Linked DNA regions of Homo sapiens: region 2 is linked to region 1. A link is an interaction called in ENCODE POLR2A ChIA-PET data of the cell type or tissue named here. Cell type or tissue: A673. All regions are shown on one strand. Links, peaks and the distances in the headings refer to the core of each region. The heading gives the core; the rest is flanking DNA. Region 1 holds the start of LOC101929698 (a long non-coding RNA gene). Region 2 overlaps KIF3B (kinesin family member 3B).

Evidence for each region. Peaks named below come from ENCODE experiments on the same cell type or tissue, not always from the same donor. Only the 100,000 strongest peaks of a DNase experiment are listed, where the experiment ranks them.
Region 2: POLR2A ChIA-PET joins it to region 1 with 16 read pairs; 4 of 35 experiments call an interaction of 5 or more read pairs at or near these places.

The regions. Positions count from the first base shown.
Region 1 is chr20:32,503,685-32,513,368 of GRCh38, reverse strand. NOL4L (nucleolar protein 4 like) reads left to right here. Exons shown (of 11, transcript NM_001256798.2): 4 at 1,913-2,022. It overlaps LOC101929698 (a long non-coding RNA gene), which reads right to left and starts at 3,410. Exons shown (of 3, transcript NR_110619.1): 1 at 2,701-3,410; 2 at 1,981-2,154. RefSeq lists a silencer at 1,996-2,391 and enhancers at 6,104-6,785, 6,786-7,468. In A673, for the core only: no CTCF peak of the experiment used is centred there; no DNase peak of the experiment used is centred there.
Region 2 is chr20:32,286,987-32,296,670 of GRCh38, reverse strand. The region is part of intron 1 of KIF3B (kinesin family member 3B); the gene reads right to left. Among named protein-coding and RNA genes, the nearest start is that of KIF3B, 14 kb to the right of the region's middle. In A673, for the core only: no CTCF peak of the experiment used is centred there; no DNase peak of the experiment used is centred there.

The DNA.
Region 1 (9,684 bases), core at 3,369-5,868:
ACAGTGGTTGTCGTTTTATGTCTGGCTTCTTGCCCTTGGTATCGCGTTTTCAAGGTTGCAGGGACCCTTTTGGGCTATGGCTCTTGAGGGGCAGGTATTATAAGTCACCCCCGGATATCCTCTGGTCCTCCTGGACCTCGGCCCTGTCACCCTGCAGCCTGTCTCTTGGGCCTCCTTGTGATGGTAGAGGGCACTTGGTCTGGAAGTTGCTCCCACTTTTCCTCACGCTATGGAAATCCCAGCCCATCAGTGGGACTATGTACCAGGGGCACCTTTTGATTAAAAGGCTGGGGCAAAATGAATCTGGCCTGAAGTCCTTGGAAGAAGGAGGAGGAGGCCAGGTAACAAGTAATTGAAACAATTCCTACAGCAGCTTGGTCAGAGATTTTAATGGTTATCAAATTATGTCCCTACCTTTTAATTTCTTGTAATCTGTTCCAAAAAGGCAAGAAATAAGATCAGAAATACGGAGCAATATTTATGCACAAAGATGTCCCCTGCAGTGTTGTTTATAATAGCCCCAATGGGAACAACCTAAATAGCCAATCGTTAGAGAATGACTTAAGCAAATTATGGTAAAATATTACATGGCCATAAAAATTCTACTTACAAAGCAAAATAAGATTCTTGATGTTGGGGAAAATACCTATGACAAAATGTTAAGGAAAAAAAAACTTTTTAAAAGCAGACTGGAATTCTCTGTATGCATTATGAGATCATGTGTAAAAAAGAAAAATCACAGGGAAAAAATAAACAGAAGCATATGCCAAGCTGCGTGGTGCAATTATGGTTTTTAAATTTTTTCTTTACATCTTTCTGTACTTTGCAAATTCTCTGCAAAAAGAACATGCATCACTTTGATCTTCAGGACAACAAAGGAATAAATGGGAGGAGAATGTTCCTCTGCATATGATGAAGGAGGAACCAGAATTTGGGGGCTACTGAAGGCCTGGCTCAGACCTGGGAGGCATAAGGCACCTGAGGATGTTTTTGGGGGATGCTATGGGGTGGCGGGATTGGGTGAGGTGAGAGTGGCATGTGTTCACCTGGAAGATAACTGACTTAGACAGTGGTTGGAAACACAGATGCCTTCAAGGGTCTGGCAAGTATCATAATTGATACTTGCAAATGAGCAAAGCTGTGCAATATGATAAGGAGTGGTGGGGACTGTGGCAAAATGGGAGCCACACACCCTGTCTAAAAGAAGTGGCTGCTGAAGTGGCAGTGGTTGCTTGCCTTCGGGAGTGGGGGCCCCATGTGGCCAGACCTTATGTTCTTCAAAGAAGCCAAAAATTCCTATAAACGTGTGTGTGTGTTGTGGGGGTGGGTTTGCTGGGTTTTTTTGTTTGTTTTTTAGAGATAGATTCTCACTCTGTTGCTGAGGCTGGAGTGCAGTGGTGCCATCACAGCTCACTGCAGACTGCAGCCTTGACCACCTGGCCTCAAGCGATCCTCCCACTTCAGCCTCCTATGTAGCTAGGACTACAGGCACACACCACCACGTCTGGCTAATTTATTTTATTATTTGTAAAGACGAGATCTCCCTGTGTTGCCCAGGCTGGTCTCGAACTCCTGGGGCCTGTGTCCCCTCCTGGGGCTCAAGGGATCCTCCTGCCTTGGCCTCCCAAAGTGCTGGAATTACAGGCATGAGCCAGCACGCCCGGCCTCATTGTTTTTTAACGTGTGAAATCTCTAAATAGAACACTGGCATTTAATAAAAAAAAAATATTTTTGACACCATGCAGTCCACATCTCTGGGCCAGATGTGGGTGAGCCACAGAGTCTGCGACCTCTGACCTGTCCCTTCTCCTCCAAGGTGGCTTCCTCTTCCACGGGCTCTGTTAAATGCTCCATGTGGGCAACAGGCCCGCAGCACAGACTGAAAGGGCTTTCCTTTTGTTCTTTCTGCCAGAAAACGAGCCTCCATCTCCACTGGTCTCTGGGATTATTGATTACAACATGCCCCTCACCTCCACCTACCTGAAGCAGATGAAGCTTCGAGTGATGAATTCCCAGGAGCAGGTAAGGCGGCCGTCTCCCCTCACCCCACCTGGAGGCGTCCTGACTTGCCTGGCGGTGGTTGATTCTTTCCAAGACTTGGGGCCACAGCTTGTGTAAACACACGGGAAATCAAAGAGGCCCTTATCTGGTTATCTGGGTTGTCCAGGCGGAGAGGCGGGAGGCAAGAATGTGTTTCTCGTGAGAGGGTCTCCTGTGCAGACAGCCCTGCAGGTCTTCAGGGAGAAAACTTTCCCCTTGGGTGGGCTCGTGGGAGGAGGGGGAGGAGGGGACGTGGAAGGGAGGGAGCCGCAGCCCTGGCCCCTGGAGTTGTTCTTTCTCTGCTCTGCCCTTTATCGCTGGCCTCTTGCCACCTTCCCCCAGGGAGGCAAGAGAGAGTAGCCGCCTGCCTGTGGCCTCTGTCACTCTTGGGGCCCAGAGGACTAGGGGATAGTCCTTGGAGGGTGGACCTGGGGCCTCCTGGCCGTCCAAGCCTCCCCAGCTGGGGTTTGCCAAGGGCCGTGAGACACCATGGAAACAGGCTATGAAAAGAAACTCCCTCTCGCCTGCCTTCCCACACAGTCCACCTCCTAACCCTTTGCAAAGCACGTAGCCTGACTGTCTTTCAAAGAAGGACTAGGTGAGTTCCCCTCCACCTCCACCCCCCAACCACTGCCTAAAACCAGGGTAATCACTTCTTGCCTTCAGCTTGGAGTGTTCTCATCTCTTATGGCATCCAAACCCATCATGTCCTTGTGGCCCTAGCAGGGGATTGGATTCTTTCTCTCCCATTGAAAGATGGGTCAGAACTCGAGTCTGTCTTCCAGCCCTGGATGCAGCTGTCCTGCGCTGCCGGTCTCCAGCCCTGGGTGCGGCCGTCCTGTGCACTGGTCTCCTTGACAACCCCAGCATGCGTGCTCCGAGGGGGTGGTGGCTCCTTGGCCAGATCCATGGTGATGTAGCAGGACACGTGCAGGTGGCATCTTGGCCCGTGTTACCCAGTTTGAGGACTTCAGCTGGGTGGCTTGAACCTGCAGAGCTGCGTATTCCTTTCAAGAGGCAGGGCGGCCAGCCCTCCTGTCCCCACACTGTGCCCAGACCCTAGAGGCTGTGTGACGTAGGCTTTGCTCTGAGCGGTAGAACTGTTTGCTAGAACTGTGTCTCCCACGTCTTCTCATCTGAGCGTGCCTGTTCTGGGATGGTTGCATCTCCAAAAACTTCACATCATCACAAATAATTCCAGTGGGGAAAATGGGCTTGGGTTGGGTTTCCAACGCACAAAGGCAAAGTAGTTTGAGCTGCAGGAGTGTCGGTAATGAGGGTGTTGCTTTTGTTGTTGGTTATAGAATCCCAGCACCACTGTGCAGCCTCTGCATTAGGTCTCCTCTCACTGCCACTGAAGAGCAATCTGTGGCCTTTCTTTCCTGTAGCCATCCTCACTGTCTCCGGCACCTGGCTTCGTAAACACTGTTATCACCGTGCTCATCTGTGCCCATGAAGAATGAAGCACAAAACCGCACAAACAGCCGGAAGCACAGCCCCCTGGTTTTGTTTCATACAGAATGGCACTAAATCCAGGTCACCACTAGAACCAGTAGTGGTCAGTGTCGTGCAAGTTGCGATCTCTCACTAACAAATCAGATATTTGATCTGGTTAAAAATCCTAACTGTATCTTCACTTGCGTCAATGGAAGGAGGGGAGTTAAGACTATGGGTTAGGTGCTTTAACGAGGATTCAGTCATTCCACAAATATTTATGGAGCTCTGTTCTGTGAGCCAGGCTCTGAGGATTTACAGAAACAGCAGTACCCCTAGATTTTCTTTCTTTTCTTTTTTTTTTTTTTTTTTTTTTTGAGGCAGAGTCTCACTCTGCCACCCAGGCTGGAGTGCAGTGGCCCAATCTCGGCTCACTGTAGCTTCTGCCTCCTGGGTTCAAGTGATTCTCCTGCCTCAGCCTCCCGAGTAGCTGGGGTTACAGGCACCTGCCACCACACCTGCTAATTTTTTGTATTTTTTGTAGAGACAGGGTTTCCTCATGTTGGCCAGGCTGGTCTCGAACTCCTGGGCTCAAGCAATCTGCCTGCCTAGGCCTCCCAAAGTGCTGAGATTCCGGCTGGCATCCCTGTATTTTCTTCTGATCTAGGGGAGACAGACACCAGCCAGAGGATCCCACACAAATGCCCAGCTCACAGCAGGCAGTGATAAACAATGGAGGAAGTGATCAGTGGGGCATTGCCATGGTGCAGAAGGACACGTGGCACTGGGGGTACTTAGGGTGGGCTTGGAGGGTGGACTGAGGCAGGGGTCAGGGAAGCTGTGCCTCAGAAAGGGAGCTTCAGCTGAGAGTGGAATCTGAGGGGAAGAGAGTTCCAGGCCAAGGGAACAGCTTATGCAAAGGCCTTGTGGCTCAAGGGAGGACCAAGCCTTCAAGAGATTTGAGGGGCTGGTGTGGCTGCAGCAGAGAATGTGAGGAGTTCTGTTGCCGAAGCAAAAGGGGGAAAGCACAGTGTTGTGTGCATAAGCACCTGATGAGTATCAGGGGATGAACCGAAGTTCATGACCTGAGATGCAGGAATTGCCCTGGTGAGGCTCTGGTAGCTCCCAAAGGAAGAAAGGACTGTGGAGGGCATTTGTCTCCAGGGTGTTCTGGGAGTCCAGCTGGGGCAGGGCCAAGATCGAGGTGGCCTCTGCTTACAGTGGGGCTGGATGTGACTTCCTCAGCTTCATTAGTAGTTTCCAGGTGGGGGCCTCTGAATGTAGCCAGCTTCTTCTGAGTGCGGCAGGAGATGGAAGTTCAGGCCTGCCTTTCACCACCTGGCAGGTGAAGCAGCCTCCCGCCTCATGCCTAGAGCCCTTCATCTGTCAGTCTTCAGCACTCCATGCAAAGCAATGAGCTCTCAAGGCCTCAGCCTCTTAGGCAGTGCCGTTATCCCTGTTTTATGGCTGGGCACGTGGCGCAAGATGAAATCACATGGCTCACCAGATTATTTATCTGCAGCATCAAGGAAGGGCCAAGGACCCAGCAGTCTTTGATTCTTCAGCTTGAGTTAGAACTAAAAATACATATACTTGAATTACTAGCTTATTTCCTGTGCAGCAAAGGCAGGCCAGGGTGGGCGAATGACTCCCCACCATCCAAACACAGCCGCAGGACAGGTTCGGCTGCTGTCAAATCCGATGTCCCAAGACAAGGCTTTGAGAGTGGTTTCATTTCATCACTCTGACCACAAAATGCCAAAAGAGGACATCTGTAGTGTTTGCAAATTTCTAATGCAGGTTACATGGAAAATAAATCCAATTCTAAAGTAACCGGTAACCAGGATAAATATTTTGTTTTATTTTATTTTATTTATTTATTTTGAGATGTAGTCTCACACCGTCACCCTGGCTGGAATGCAGTGGTGCGATCTCGGCTCACTGCAACCTCCACTTCCCAGGTTCGAGCATTTCTCCTGCCTCTACCTCCCGAGTAGCTGGGATTACAGGAGGCCGCCACTAGGCCTGGCTACTTTTTTTTTGTATTTTTAGTAGAGACATGGTTCACTCTGTTGGCCAGGCTGATCTCGAACTCCTGACCTCATGATCCACCTGCCTTAGCCTCCCAAAGTGCTGGGATTACAGGCATGAGCCACTGTGCCCGGCCAGGATAAATATTTTATTAATGCTGAACAAAGCTCTATATCTGAAAACTTTGGGTAAGAAAAAATCTCAATAATCTGTTTATTTCCAACATCACGTATCCAAGAGACAAATGGTAAGATAAGGAGAACATTTTCCCTCACTTTGCTTTGATCAAAATGCAGGTGGTGGGATTTTCTTGAGGGCTGGACAGAATCATGTTACTTGTAGGCCAGTTGTATCAGATTAATATGCTAGAAAATGAGTCCTTCTCTGCAGAGGGTATTAGATAATATGAAAATTCAATAACAAGATTCACAGAAAGAAGAAAGATTCTTCTTGAAGTCTGGTTCAGTGCACCCAATATTTATAGTGTCCTCAATGTACAAGGCACCGCTATGGGGGTTAGACTCCACCCTCTCGGCACCTCCAGCCTAAGACACAGACCCCAAGAGCTGTCATCAAAGTGGCCACACTGAGCAGAAAATAGTGGAGTGTGGTCTGATCAAAGAGTTTTTTTATTTGGGAATACTCTTAAAAAGATATAAAATGGAAATTGTATTTAGTTGCACAGAGGACTGAGCCATCTTCTTGGAAGGGGCAGGGAAGGAAGATTTCAGGCCCCTTGTAGAAATTAGCTGTGGAAGCAGAGAGACAACTGTGCTCCTTCTCCCACCCAGAGGAAGCCGAGGCCCAGAGAGGCTCAGGGCTCACCTCTGGAGGACTGTGGGCACCTCCCTTGCCTCCCTCTCTGCAGTTCCTGGAGCAGAGCTAATGTCCCGCTAATGGTTTTAATGGTCCTCACAGCAGTGTGTGAAGTGGTGCAGCTCCATTGTCTGAGCCCACGTGATGGAGGTTCTAGCTTGCCCCCATTAACCTCTGCCTCCCTCTCCTCTACTGTTCTGTCCTGGCCCAGAATTTTCCTTGGGTCCTGGAGGGCAGGTGAGGAGGAGCAGACCCCTTCACAGACAGTGAGCTCTTCTTAGTAGAGGGGACAAAACAGCAGCCACAGAGCTGTCACCTGGGACAGAAAACAGAAGGGGCTAGTGCCAGGAAGTTCAGAGGCACTGGCTTATTTATTTATTTATTTGGAGATGGAGTTTTGCTCTTGTTGCCCAGGCTGGAGTGCAATGGCGCGATCTCGGCTCACTGCAACCTCTGCCTCCTGGGTTCAAGCGGTGCTCCTGCCTCAGCCTCCTGAATAGCTGAGATTACAGGCACGCACCACCACGCCCGGCTAATTTTGTATTTTTAGTAGAGATGGGGTTTCTCCATGTTGGTCAGGCTGGTCTTGAACTCCTGACCTCAGGTGATCCGCCCTCCTCGGCCTCCCAAAGTGCTGGGATTACAAGTGTGAGCCACCGTGCCGGGCCTGGCTTATTTTTAAAATGCCTGGCTTGGGCAAGCAGAGAGGGCCTGGGTGAGGGAAGCTGAGAGGTAACAGCTGGAGCAGGACCTGGGGCCAGGGGAGGCTGGAGCCAGTTTGGGGAACAGAGGAGAAGGAGGCCAGGACTCCGAGGAAGCCCCCTCCTTGGAAGCCAGGCCCAGGAGAGAGCGCTTCCTCAGTCAGCACTAGGGATCAAGGTTCAGATTTCCAGCAGGAACTTTCTCAGGCTTCCATCCCCCTAAATGGAGAAGGAAACAAGCCCACCCTGAAAAACTCTCCACATTCATTTTTTTAAGAAAACTGTGATAAATATATAAAACCTAAAATGTGCCATTTTAACCACGTTTAAGTATATAATTGAGTGGCATTGAGTATATTCACAATGTTGCACAACCATCACCAACTATCTATTTCCAAAATTTTTTCATCACCCGAAACAGAAACTCTGTACCCATTAAGCAATAATTCCCCTTCCTCCCCTCCCCCAGCCCTGGTAACCTCTATTCTGCTTTCTCTCTGTGCAGTTGGCTCTTTTAGGCACCTCATGTCAGTGGAATCAGATGTCCTTTTGTCCTTTTGTGCATCATGTCTTCAAGGTTCATCCATGTGGTAGCATGTGTCAGAACTTTATTCCTTTTTGTTAGTTTTTTGAGACAGGGTCTCACTCTGTCACCCAGGCTGGAGTGCAGTGACACGATCACAGTTCACTGCAGCCTTGCCCTCCCGGGCTCAATCTGCCCACCTCAGCCTCCTGAGTATCTGAGACCACAGGTGAGCACCACCACATCTAGCTAATTTTTGTATTTTTTTTTGTAGAGATGTGGTTTCGCCATGTTGTCTGGGCTGGTCTGGAACTCAAGCGATCTGCCCATCTCAGCCTCCCAAAGTGCTGGGATTACAGGCATGTGTGCTATTGCGCCTGACCAACTTTATTCCTTTTTATGACAATAATATTTCATTGTATTAACCATACATTTTGTTTATTGTATTTGTATTAACCACATTTTGTTTACTGCATTTATCTGTTCATGGACATTTGGGTTGTTTCCACTTTTTTGGCTAACTACATTTACTTTTTAATCATTATCTTTTCTCTTTCTTATGAACCCTCTCAATCTCCCCCCTGCCCAGAAAGACCCCCAAAATATGGGCAGACACAAAGGAGAAGGAGTGTTAATGGGTTACTGTGAGAGACTGTCACTTACTCAAACAGTGCTGACTCATGGGGTTCTTACCATGGAGAACCCAAGAGTACTGACTTAGACAACCTGTTTAAGTCTAACTGACTTAGGCTCCATGTTTAGGAGCCTGATAGCAGTGATGATTCCCTTCTTTCCTTCCTCAGGCTGCCCTGCAGCCCAGGTGAACTGGGAGTTCAGAGGAGTAATAGCAGAATGGAAACATGGCCTTGTCTCCTGCTGTGGCTCAATGTGTGTGACCTTTGATGGTCTCTTAAAGAAGCAGAGGTGGCCGGTGCAGTGGCTCACGCCTGTAATCCCAGCACTTTGGGAGGCTGAAGCGAGTGTATCACAAGGTCAAGAGATCGAGACCATCCTGGCCAACATGAGGAAACTCCATTTCTAAAAATACAAAAATTAGCTGGGCATGGTGGCACGTGCTTGTAGTCCCAGCTACTCAGAGGCTGAGGCAGGAGAATCACTTGAACCTGGGAGGCAGAGGTTGCAGTGAGCAGAGATCATGCCACTTCACTCCAGCCTGGCGACAGAGCAAGACTCAGTCAAAAAAAAAAAAGCAGCTGCAGAGGTTTTGAGATGTTTTTTTCTTTCTTTCTTTCTTTTTTTTTTTTTGATGGAGTCTCACTCTGTCACCCAGGCTGGAGTGCAGTGGCACGATCTTGGCTCACTGCAAGCTCCATCTCCTGGGTACACACCATTCTCCTGCCTCAGCCTCCCGAGTAGCTGGGACTACAGGCGCCCGCCATGACACCTGGCTAATTTTTTGTATTTTTATTAGAGACAGGGTTTCACTGTGTTAGCCAGGATGGTCTCGATCTACTGACCTCGTGATCTACCCACCTCAGCCTCCCAAAGTGCTGGGATTACAGGCGTGAGCCACCACGCCCGGCCTCTGAGATGTTTCTTTAAAGTTAAAGAGTAATCTCCATGGACTAGAAATAGAATGTAGAACTTCTAAACCAGTAGAGTGAATAAAAGAAACACAGAAAACTTAATCAGTCCAGCAAGAGTGATTACATGGGGACTAAACGAAGAAACCACAAAAAAGAGATTTATGTATACATATAAAATAAATATAAAGGAATATGATAAATGTATATAATAAATTACATAAAGTAACATAATACAAACAACACCAAACTACTAAATATAAAAAATGTGAATGGGTTAAATTTCATTACACAGTATCATAAAAAGCTCAGATGGGCCTTCTTAAATGGCATTGGGTATTTACAAAAGACATTTATCAAAATGACACAAAAAGGAAAATTAAAAAAGAGGGAGTAGTGCTATTAATGTTAAATAAATGTTCAAGGCAAAAAAAAAGCATTAAGTAGGGCAAAGTGTGATATTTTATGATGATCAAAGACAGTTTCCCAGTGACACTCCAGACCTTGGAGGTCTGCCATTGGGGAGGTGAGGAGGGCTGTTAAGCTTTGCTGTAAGAGGCAGAATCTTTCTAGCTCTCAGCATATCTTTGCCGTC
Region 2 (9,684 bases), core at 4,664-7,163, 220 kb after region 1:
CCTAAAAGAGCTAGGTGGATGAGGGCCAAAAGTAGAAGAGAAACTTTTCATTATATACCCTTTTTTTTTTCTTCAGACCGAGTTTCACTCTGTCACCCAGGCTGGAGTGCTGTGGTGCAATCTTGGCTCACTGCAACCTCTGCCTCCCATTCAAGCGATTCTTGTGCCTCAGCCTCCCGAGTAGCTGGGATGGCAGGCACCCACCATCACACCGAGCTAATTTTTGTATTTTTAGTAGAGAAAGGGTTTCGCCATGGCCAGGCTGTTCTTGAACTCCCGGCCTCAGGTGATCTGCCCACCTCAGCCTCCCAAAGTGTGTTTACCCTTTAATATCTCTTGAGTTTTGAATCATGTAAATATATTACTTAGTCAAAAAATAAAATAAAATCAAGGGGAAAGAGAGATGGAAAGGCTTTGTGAAATTAAACAAATATACAGGGGTTACTCATTTTTCCCATTTTATCTATCCATTTGTGCTGACCACCATGAATATAAGATAATAAAAATGGGCCGGGTGTGGTGGCTCACACCTGTAATCTCAGCACTTTGGGAGGCCGAGGCGGGTGGATCACAAGGTCAAGAGATCGAGACCATCCTGGCCAACACGGTGAAACCCCGTCTCTACTACAAGTACAAAACTTAGCCGGGCGTGGTGGCAGGCAGTTGTAGTCTCAGCTACTTGGGAGGCTGAGACAGAAGAATCACTCAAACCCGGGAGGCAGAGGTTGCAGTGAGCTGAGATCATGCCACTGCACTCCAGCCCAGGCGACAGTGCAAGATTCTGTCTCAATTTAAAAAAAAAAAAAAAAAAAAAAAGATAATAAAAATGTTTTAATTGATAAATGAGGGGACCTACTAGGAGACCTAAATTCGGGACCTACTTATCCTAAATTTATGATGAAGCTTCGTAAAACAGTTTCTATTAGGTCCACAGCACTAGAATTTTTAACTTTCTAAGGTAAATGTAGCAAGTCATGCAGTGACGGCTCTAAAAAGCATTTAGAGCATAGACGTCAAATAAGAAAGTAATGAAATATATTCTGTTGTTATTACAGGCATTATTTGTAAACATAAGGTCAGCCAGGCGTGGTGGCTCACACCTGTAATCCCAGCACTTCGGGAGGCTGAGGCGGGTGGATCACGATCTCAGGAGATCGAGACCATCCTGGCTAACACGGTGAAACCCCGTCTCTACTAAAAATACAAAAAAATTAGCTGGGCATGATGGCGGGCACCTGTAGTCCCAGCTATTCAGGAGGCTGAGGCAGGAGAATGGTGTGAACCCGGGAGGCGGAGCTTGCAGTGAGCTGAGATCGCACCACTGCACTCCAGCCTGGGCGACAGAGCGAGATTCTGTCACAAAAGAAAAAAAAAAGGGGGCGGGGGGCGTCACCTTTTTTGTAAGCCAAACAGTTGCGTGAACTGTCTAAAAAGTTTCAAAATGTCCCTTACAGAAAGAACATATAAGAGCCACAGCATCTCAAATTGGCACAACATACTTGAGGGCAGTCAGGCAATCAGTACCAAAACTCTAAATGTGAATACTCCCTTGAAACAGCAATTCCATTTCTTGGAATTATTTTAAGGACATAATTGAGTAACTAAATACATGTGCAACAATGTAATACACAATTTGTGTTTGTCACATCACCACCTCTAAGCACTTAAATGCTCATCAATAAGGGAGTGGTTAGATTATGGCACATCTCTACAATGGGAAACTATGAAGTCATTAAAAATGGCAACAAACCTCTAGGTATTTAGATATGGGCAATATTCAAGACATATTGCTGAGTGAAGAAAAAGGCTACTAAACAGAATTACTATGATACAGTTAATGTTTATGTGTACAGGCACATGTGCAGATGCAGATTTGGGGAACACAGAGTAAAGACATTGTTAAAAGCATGAGCTGAGGTGTTCAGCAGGTCTGGCTTTGAATTTCTGCTCTGCCATTTACTAGCTATAAAATCTCAAGAAACTAAGTCACAGTTTCTTCTTCCACCAAGTATGGTTAATAGCAATATCTCCCTTAAAGAACTGTTCTGAGGATTAAATAAACTAATGAATGTTAAATGCTTAGCTTTTAACATTGAAAAGTACTAATAAATACTCATGAAATGCAGGTAATATTGACCTCTAGGGTGGTGCGCCTGCAGGCTATTTTTTTGCTTTCTTTGTATTTTTTGATGGGTGCATGTATTTTGATTTTTATAATTAAGGTGGGGGAAGCAATAAAGCAATGTTTTCTTTGGAGAAAAGTCCAGAACTTTGATTTCAGCTTAAATGTCTGAAGAAGACACGCTAGTTCTCCGGAAAGAAACCTAAAAACGTCACAGTCAAGTAACAAGGACAATAAATGCCTGCCCTGAATTCAAACTGGCGCCATGTACTCTCTGTCATTTGATGACACAAAGAGGCAAACAAAGCATTTATTTAGGCAGGGAAAGAAGAAAAGAAACTCTTTTTGGCATTCAATTGTAAAACATAAAATACATTCAAAAATATATTCAAGTCTGTTGGACAACACCTACTATTCAGAATCAATGCAGTTCTTGGGTTTTATTGTATTCAATAGTCACAACTCACAGTATACCAAGAGCTTAATGTGAGTCCTCTTTTAATCCTCAAAATCACCTTGGGAGGAAGGCAGGCATTAGCCTCATTTAAAGAATAAGGATCAGAGACTCAGGGAAATTAATTTGCCCAAGGTTACACGACAATTAAGTGGAAGAGTCAGGATTCAAAACCAGATTTGTCTTATTTTAAAACCCATATATAAACCCATATATTTTTAAAACACCTGATATATACGCATATATACATGTGTATGTCTATGCAAAGATTAACGCAATTCAAGCTGTACAGAGTGTACAGTGAACATGTAAATCTTCCTAACATATCTGCATTGCTCCTTCATCTTCATCTTTTGCTTTTAAACCTTTTTAACTCAAGTAGCAGTATACTATATACCACTGTACTTCTTCCTATATAAATCTTGGAGAACTCCTTCTCCCCGCCCCCCAACTCATTTTGTGTTGTTTTCTTTGTTTGTTTTTTTGAGACAGACTCTTGCTCTGCACTCCAGGCTGGAGTGCAGTGGCATGATGTTGGCTCGCCATAGCCTCAACCTCCTGGGCTCAGGTAGTCTTCCCACCTCAACCTCCTCAGTAGCTGGGACTACAGGTACATGCCACCAAACCTAATTTTGTTTTTATTTTTTGTAGAGACAAATGTCTCACTATGTTGCCCAGGCTGGTCCCCAGGCTGGTCTCAAACTCCTGGCTCAAGTGATCCTTCCGTCTCTCAGCCTCCCAAAGTATGGGATTACAGGCATCAGACACCATGCTTAGCTGCTTCTTTTTCCTTTCTTTTCTGTCTTACTTCCTTTCATTCATTCATTCATTCACTCATTTATTTTGAGACAGAGTCTCAGTTGCCCAGGCTGGAGTGCAGTGGCACAATCACAGCTCACTGCAACGTCAACCTCCTGGGGTCAAGCAATCTTCCCACCTCAGACTCCCAAGTACCTGGGACTATAAGCACACCCCACCACATCCAACTAATTTTTTATTTTTTGTAGAGACGGGGTTTTGCCATGTTGGCCAGGCTGGTCTTGAACTCCTGACCTCAGGTGTTCCGCCTGCCTTGGCCTCCCAAAGTGCTGGGATTACAGTCATGAGCCACTGCGCCCAGCCAAAAAATGTCTTTGATCAGTCAGTCCCTTATTGAGGGACCTTCTGATGGTCTCTGGTCATTTGCTACTGCAAACAGTACTGCAGTGGCTATACTGAACATATATACCTTTAGGGTAAGTGGGAGTAGTTGGTAGGATCCACTCCCAGAGGTAGGACTGTTGTACACATTCTATTGTTTTTTAAGAGTCAAGGTCTTCACATTCTGTTGTTTTTCAAGAGCCAAGGTCTTGCTCTGTTGCCCAGGCTGGAGTGCAGTGGCAGAATCTCAGCTTACTGCAGCCTCGAACTCCTCGCTCAAGCAATCGTCCCACCTCAGCCTCCAGAGTAGCTGGGACTACAGGCGTGCGCCACTGGACCCGACTTTTCTTTTTTTTTTTTTTTTTTTTTTTCTATTTTTAGTAGAGACGAGGTTTCACCGTGTTGGCCAGGCTGGTCTCAAACACCTGACCTCAAGTGATCCACCCACCTCAGCCTCCCAAAGTGCTAGGATTACAGGCATGAGCCACCATGCCTGGACTAATTTTTAAAATTGTTTGTAGAAGTTGGGGGGGGTCTTGCTTTGTTGCACAGGCTGGTCTCAAACTCTTGGCTTCATGTGATTCTCCCACTTAGGCCTCCCAAACTGCTGGTATTACAGGTCCATCATGTAATACCAGCCACCATGGTGAGCCACTACGTCCAGCTCCTTTTTTGATCTTGATTCAAACAAACCAACTGTTAAGAAATGTACAAGGACCAAGCTAGGTGGTTCACCACCCATAATCCCAGCACTTTGGGAGGCTGAGGTGGGAGGATCACTTGAGCCTAGGAGTTCAAGACCAGCTTGGACAAGATGGCAAGATCCTGTCTCTACAAAAAAATTTTTAAAAATTAGCCAGGTGCGGTGGTATATGCCTGTGGCCCCAGCTACTCAGGAGGCTAAGTTGGGAGGATCACTTGAGCCCAGGAGTTTGCTTGAGCCGCCTAAGAGTTTGAGGCAGCAGTGAGCTCTGACTACACCACTGCACTCAAGCCTGGGTGATACAGTGAGACCCTGTCTCAAGAAAAAAAAAATGAGGCGAGGCGCGGTGGCTCACACCTGTAATCCCAGCACTTTGGGAGGCCGAGGAGGGTGCATCACTCGAGGTCAGGAGTTCAAGACCAGCCTAGCTAACATGGTGAAACCCTGTCTCTACTAAAAATATAAAAATTAGTTGGGTGTGGTGCATGCATGTCTGTAATCCCAGCTACTTGGGAGGCTGAGGCAGGAGAATTGCTTGAACCCGGGAGGCAGAGATTGCAGTGGGCCTAGATCGCACCACTGCACTCCAGCCCGGGTGACAGAGCGAGACTCTGTCTCAAAAAAAAAAAAAAAATGTATAAGACAATCAAGGAAATTGGAACACTGGATATGAGACAATGTAAGAAATTATTTTTACGTGTAAAAAAATGTTATTATTTTAAAAAGAAAGTTCTTATCCTCTAGAGGTAAACAAGAATATTTTCAGATAAAGTTATATGCCATCTGGGATCTTTTTCAGGGGTGGGGTGCATGGAAGGTTATAGGTAAAATAGGATTGCCAAGTGCTGAGAACTGCTGGAGGTGGGTAATGGGTTCATGATTCATTACATTATTCTAGTTTTATGCATAATTGGGATTTTCCAAATGAAAAAAAAATCACCCTCTAACCAATGGCTTATCATTTAAAATTTTTTTAAAATTACAGTAAAAAACCCCACATAATATAAAATTTACCCTCTTAATCATTTTAAGTGTATAGTTCAGTAGTGTTAACTATATTCACATTGTTGTATAACACATTTCTAGAACTTTTTCATCTTGCAAAGCTGAAACTTTATAACCACTGAACAATTCCCCATTTCCCCCTCTCCTTAGCCCCTGGTAACCATGTTTCCATGATTTTGTCTACTCTAGCTACCTCGGATAAGTGGAATCATAACAGTATTTGTCCTTTTGTGACTGGCTTATTTCACTCAGCACAATGCCCTCAAGGTTCATCAATACTAAAGCATGTGTCAGAACTTCCTTCTTTTTTAAGGCTGAATAATATTCCATTCCATGTATGCACTATATATATTTTCTTTTTTTTTTTTTTGAGACACAGTCTTGCTGACACCCAGGCTGGAGTGCAGTGGTGCAATCACAGCTCACTGCATCCTTGAACTCCTAGGCTCAAGCAATCCTCCCACCTCAGCCTTTTGAGTAGCTGAGACTACAGGTACATGCCACCATACTGAGCTAATTTATTATTATTATTATTTGTTATAGAAACAAGGTCTCACTATATTGCCCAGGCTGGTCTGGAACTCCTGGGTTCAAGCAATCCTTCCGCCTTGGCCTCCCAAAGTGCTGGGATTACAGGCGTGAGCCATCGCGCCTGGCCTGTACCACATATTCTTTATCCATTTATCTGTTAACGGACATTTGGGCTGCTTCTACCTCTTGGCTATTGTGAATAATGCTATGGGCAGAGGGCCATAGCAAAACCTGTATTTAACAGGCAGAGGTAGCCTGAATAGCCAAAAAGAGATTCAGACACACCTGGGACTGAAACCCAGCTCTATCATTCCTAGTTTTGTTTGTTTGTTTTTGAGATGGAGTCTTGCTGTCACCCAGGCTGCAGTGTAGTGGCGTGATCTCGGCTCACTGCAACTTCCACCTCCCAGGTTCAAGGGATTCTCCTGCCTCAGCTTCCCAAGCAGCTGGGATTACAGGCGCCTGCCACCACGCACGGCTAACTTTTGTATTTTTAGTAGAGCGTGGGTTTCACTATGTTGGCCAGGCTGGTCTCGAATTCCTGACCTCAGGTGTTCTACCTGCCTCGGCCTCCTAAAGTGCTGGGAGCCACTGTGCCCAGCCTATCATTCGTAGTTCTGAGGCTCTGTGAAAGTTTCTTACCCCTCGGAGCTGATTTCCTCATCTGTAAAATGGGAATATCACTAACACCTGCTGCTTGGGGCCGTGTGAGGACTAGAAGAAGACAGGCAGCAAGCGTCTGGCCCACAAGTGGTAACTCTGCCCTGACCCAATTTGCAGGAGAAAAAAAACAGAGACTTAGACAGGGAAGTAACATGGCACACTGAGTTAATAAGTGGCAAAGCAAGCTGAAACCAGGTCCATCTGGCTCCAAAGTCCATGGCCTTTCTTCCACACCAGCATGTCCTAAATGTCAATAATCCGATTGTTTCTGGACAATTTTCGCCATGTCTATCATCACCTGTACTATTATTTACTTAACGTTTTTTCTTTAAATCTACTTTGCTTAACACAAAGTTTATTTTAAAAAGAAACTTTATATAACCACCATGAATGGAAAATCAGTATCACTTGTTATAAATAGAAAGTAACTGTGAAAATAAATATAAGAACAGACAACAATGTTACTAAATTCTAGCTAAATACTGTAGCTTATCTGAGGCCTTAAGCTTGATCACCATTGGTTTGAAAGGGAGCTTAATAAGTGTTAAGAAATAGACTAGTGGCCGAGCATGGTGGCTCCCGCCTGTAGTCCCAGCCCTTTGGGAGGCCAAGGCAGGTGGATCACAAGGTCAGGTGTTCAAGACCAGCATGGCTAAGATGGTGAAACCCCGTCTTTACTAAAAATACAAAAATTAGCCGGGCATGGTGGCAGGCACCTGTAATCCCAGCTACTCAGGAGGCTGAGGCAGAGAACTGCTTGAACCCAGGAGGCAGAGGTTGCAGTGAGCTGAGATCGTGCCACTGCACTCCAGCCTGGGTGACTGAGACTCCATTTCAAAAAAAAAAAAAAAAAAACCAGACCAGTACCAAACAAATACAGTATTCTTGACACAGTCAGAAGAACCAAGAGAGAGTTTTAAAGGGAATAGCTCTCACCACTACATTCAACATAATTTTGGATGTTGTGTTTGACTGTTACCCAAACTCTCCTCCTATTCCACCTGGTTCAGCTCTGCAGAATATAAGGACCCACTCAGAACCCCGGATCAGAATCTTGTCTTATCAAGATTCATGCCTACGCATGCTACCTTTATAGTAAACAGTTTCCAAAGTTGATCCAACAGAATTTCCCATAAATCATAGGATTTATTTTATTAATATGATGAGTTAAATGCTTTTTGAAAAATCCCTCTTCAAAAGTCCATCAGAACTGTCTTGGCTCATTGTCCAATGTTATAATGATATGCTTGCTCTCACAGTTCATACAGTGCACATCACTTGAACCCAGGAGGCGGAGGTTGCAGTGAGCTGAGGCGACAGAGTGAGACTCCAATGCTGTACATAAAATGTTTCCAGTTAATGTTGCCAATAAACAGCCTATTCAGAGAACGAAGGGTTGAAATGACAAAGGCCTATGTTCTGGGTCCTACTCACAGGGAATTCTTCATCAGAAAGAAAAATGGATAAAGAGAAGACTAAAAAGAAGGTGAGAAAAACTACTACATCAAAAAAATACTTCATCATATGTAAAATATATCTAAATAAAGTTCATTTTTTGTTTGTTTGGAGACAGGATCTCATTCACTGTGTCACCCAGGCTGGAATGCAGTAGCGCAATCATGGCTCACTGTAGCCTTGAACTCCTGGGCTTGAACTTGCCTCAGCTTCCCGAGTAGTTGGGAGTACAGGTGCAAGCCACTGCACCCGGGTAAATTTTCATATGTTTTGTATAGATGGGGTCTCACTATGCTGCCCAGGCTGGTCTCAAACTTCTGGCCTCAAGCAATCTTCCCACTTAGGCCTCCCAAAGTGCTGGGATTACAGGAATGAGCCACCACATCCAGCTAAATCTGTTTTTTAAAGATACTTTTAGGCCAGGCACGGTGGCTCACGCCTGTAATCCCAGCACTTTGGGAGGCCGAGATGGGCAGATCTCAAGGTCAGGGGTTCAAGACCAGCCTGACCAACATGGTGAAACCCTATCTCTACTAAAAATACCAAAATCAGCTGGGCGTGGTGGTGTGCACCTGTAATCCCAGGTACTCAGGAGGCTGAGGCAGGAGAATCACTTGAACCCAGGAGGCGGAGGTTGCAGTGAGCTGAGACTGCACCACTGCACTCCAGCCTAGGCGACAGAGTGAGACTCCATCTGAAAAAAAAAAAAAAAAAAAAAAAAAAAAGATACTTTTAGAGGATCCTAAGAAGGGAAATGGACAGTTCTCTGTTAGAATTTTTTAAAGTTCAAACTTTTCACAAACCACTTATTTAGAATTGTTCTCTTAAGAGGCTGAGAGAGAAGGAGATATTCTGTATAACACATTATATGTGATTATAAAAAGGTGGAAACAACTTCAATGCTCAATGCCAGGGAAAGTGTAGTAGTTACTACTAAACTACTAACATGTAGTAATAACTACTAAACACAAAAACACAGCAAGGCGTAGTGGCTCACACTTGTAGTCTCAGCACTTTGGGAGGCTGAGTCAGGAGCATTGCTTGAGGCCAGGAGTTGAGACCAGCCTGAGCAACATAGTGAGATCCTGCCTCCATGAAAAATTTAAAAATTAGCCACAAGTGGTGGCACGCACCTGTGGCCCTGGCTGCTTAGGAAGCTGAGGTGGAAGGACCACTTGAGCCCAGGAGCTGGAGGTTACGGTGAGCTATGATCATGCCACAGTATTCCAGCCTGGGCAACGGAGCGACACCCTATCTCAAAAATAAACAAATAAAAAAAATAGATTGGGCCTGGTGGCTCACACTTGTAATCTGAGCACTTTGGGAGGCCAAGGCAGGAGGATCGCTTGAGCCTAGGAGTTTGAGACCAGCCTGAGCAACATAGTGAGACCCTGTTTCTACAAAAATAAAATGAAACAAAAATTGAAATAAATAAGTACAAAAATATGGAAAAATGGTTATGAAATAATGTTAAGCAAACATTTCCAAATAGAAAATGGGAAATATGCTTTGAATACAACTTTCTAAAAATATACTTGCAAGTAGTCAAGTAAGCTAAAACCTGAGTTAGGATACCATCACCATGGGTAAATTCCCCAACCAAATTGTAAT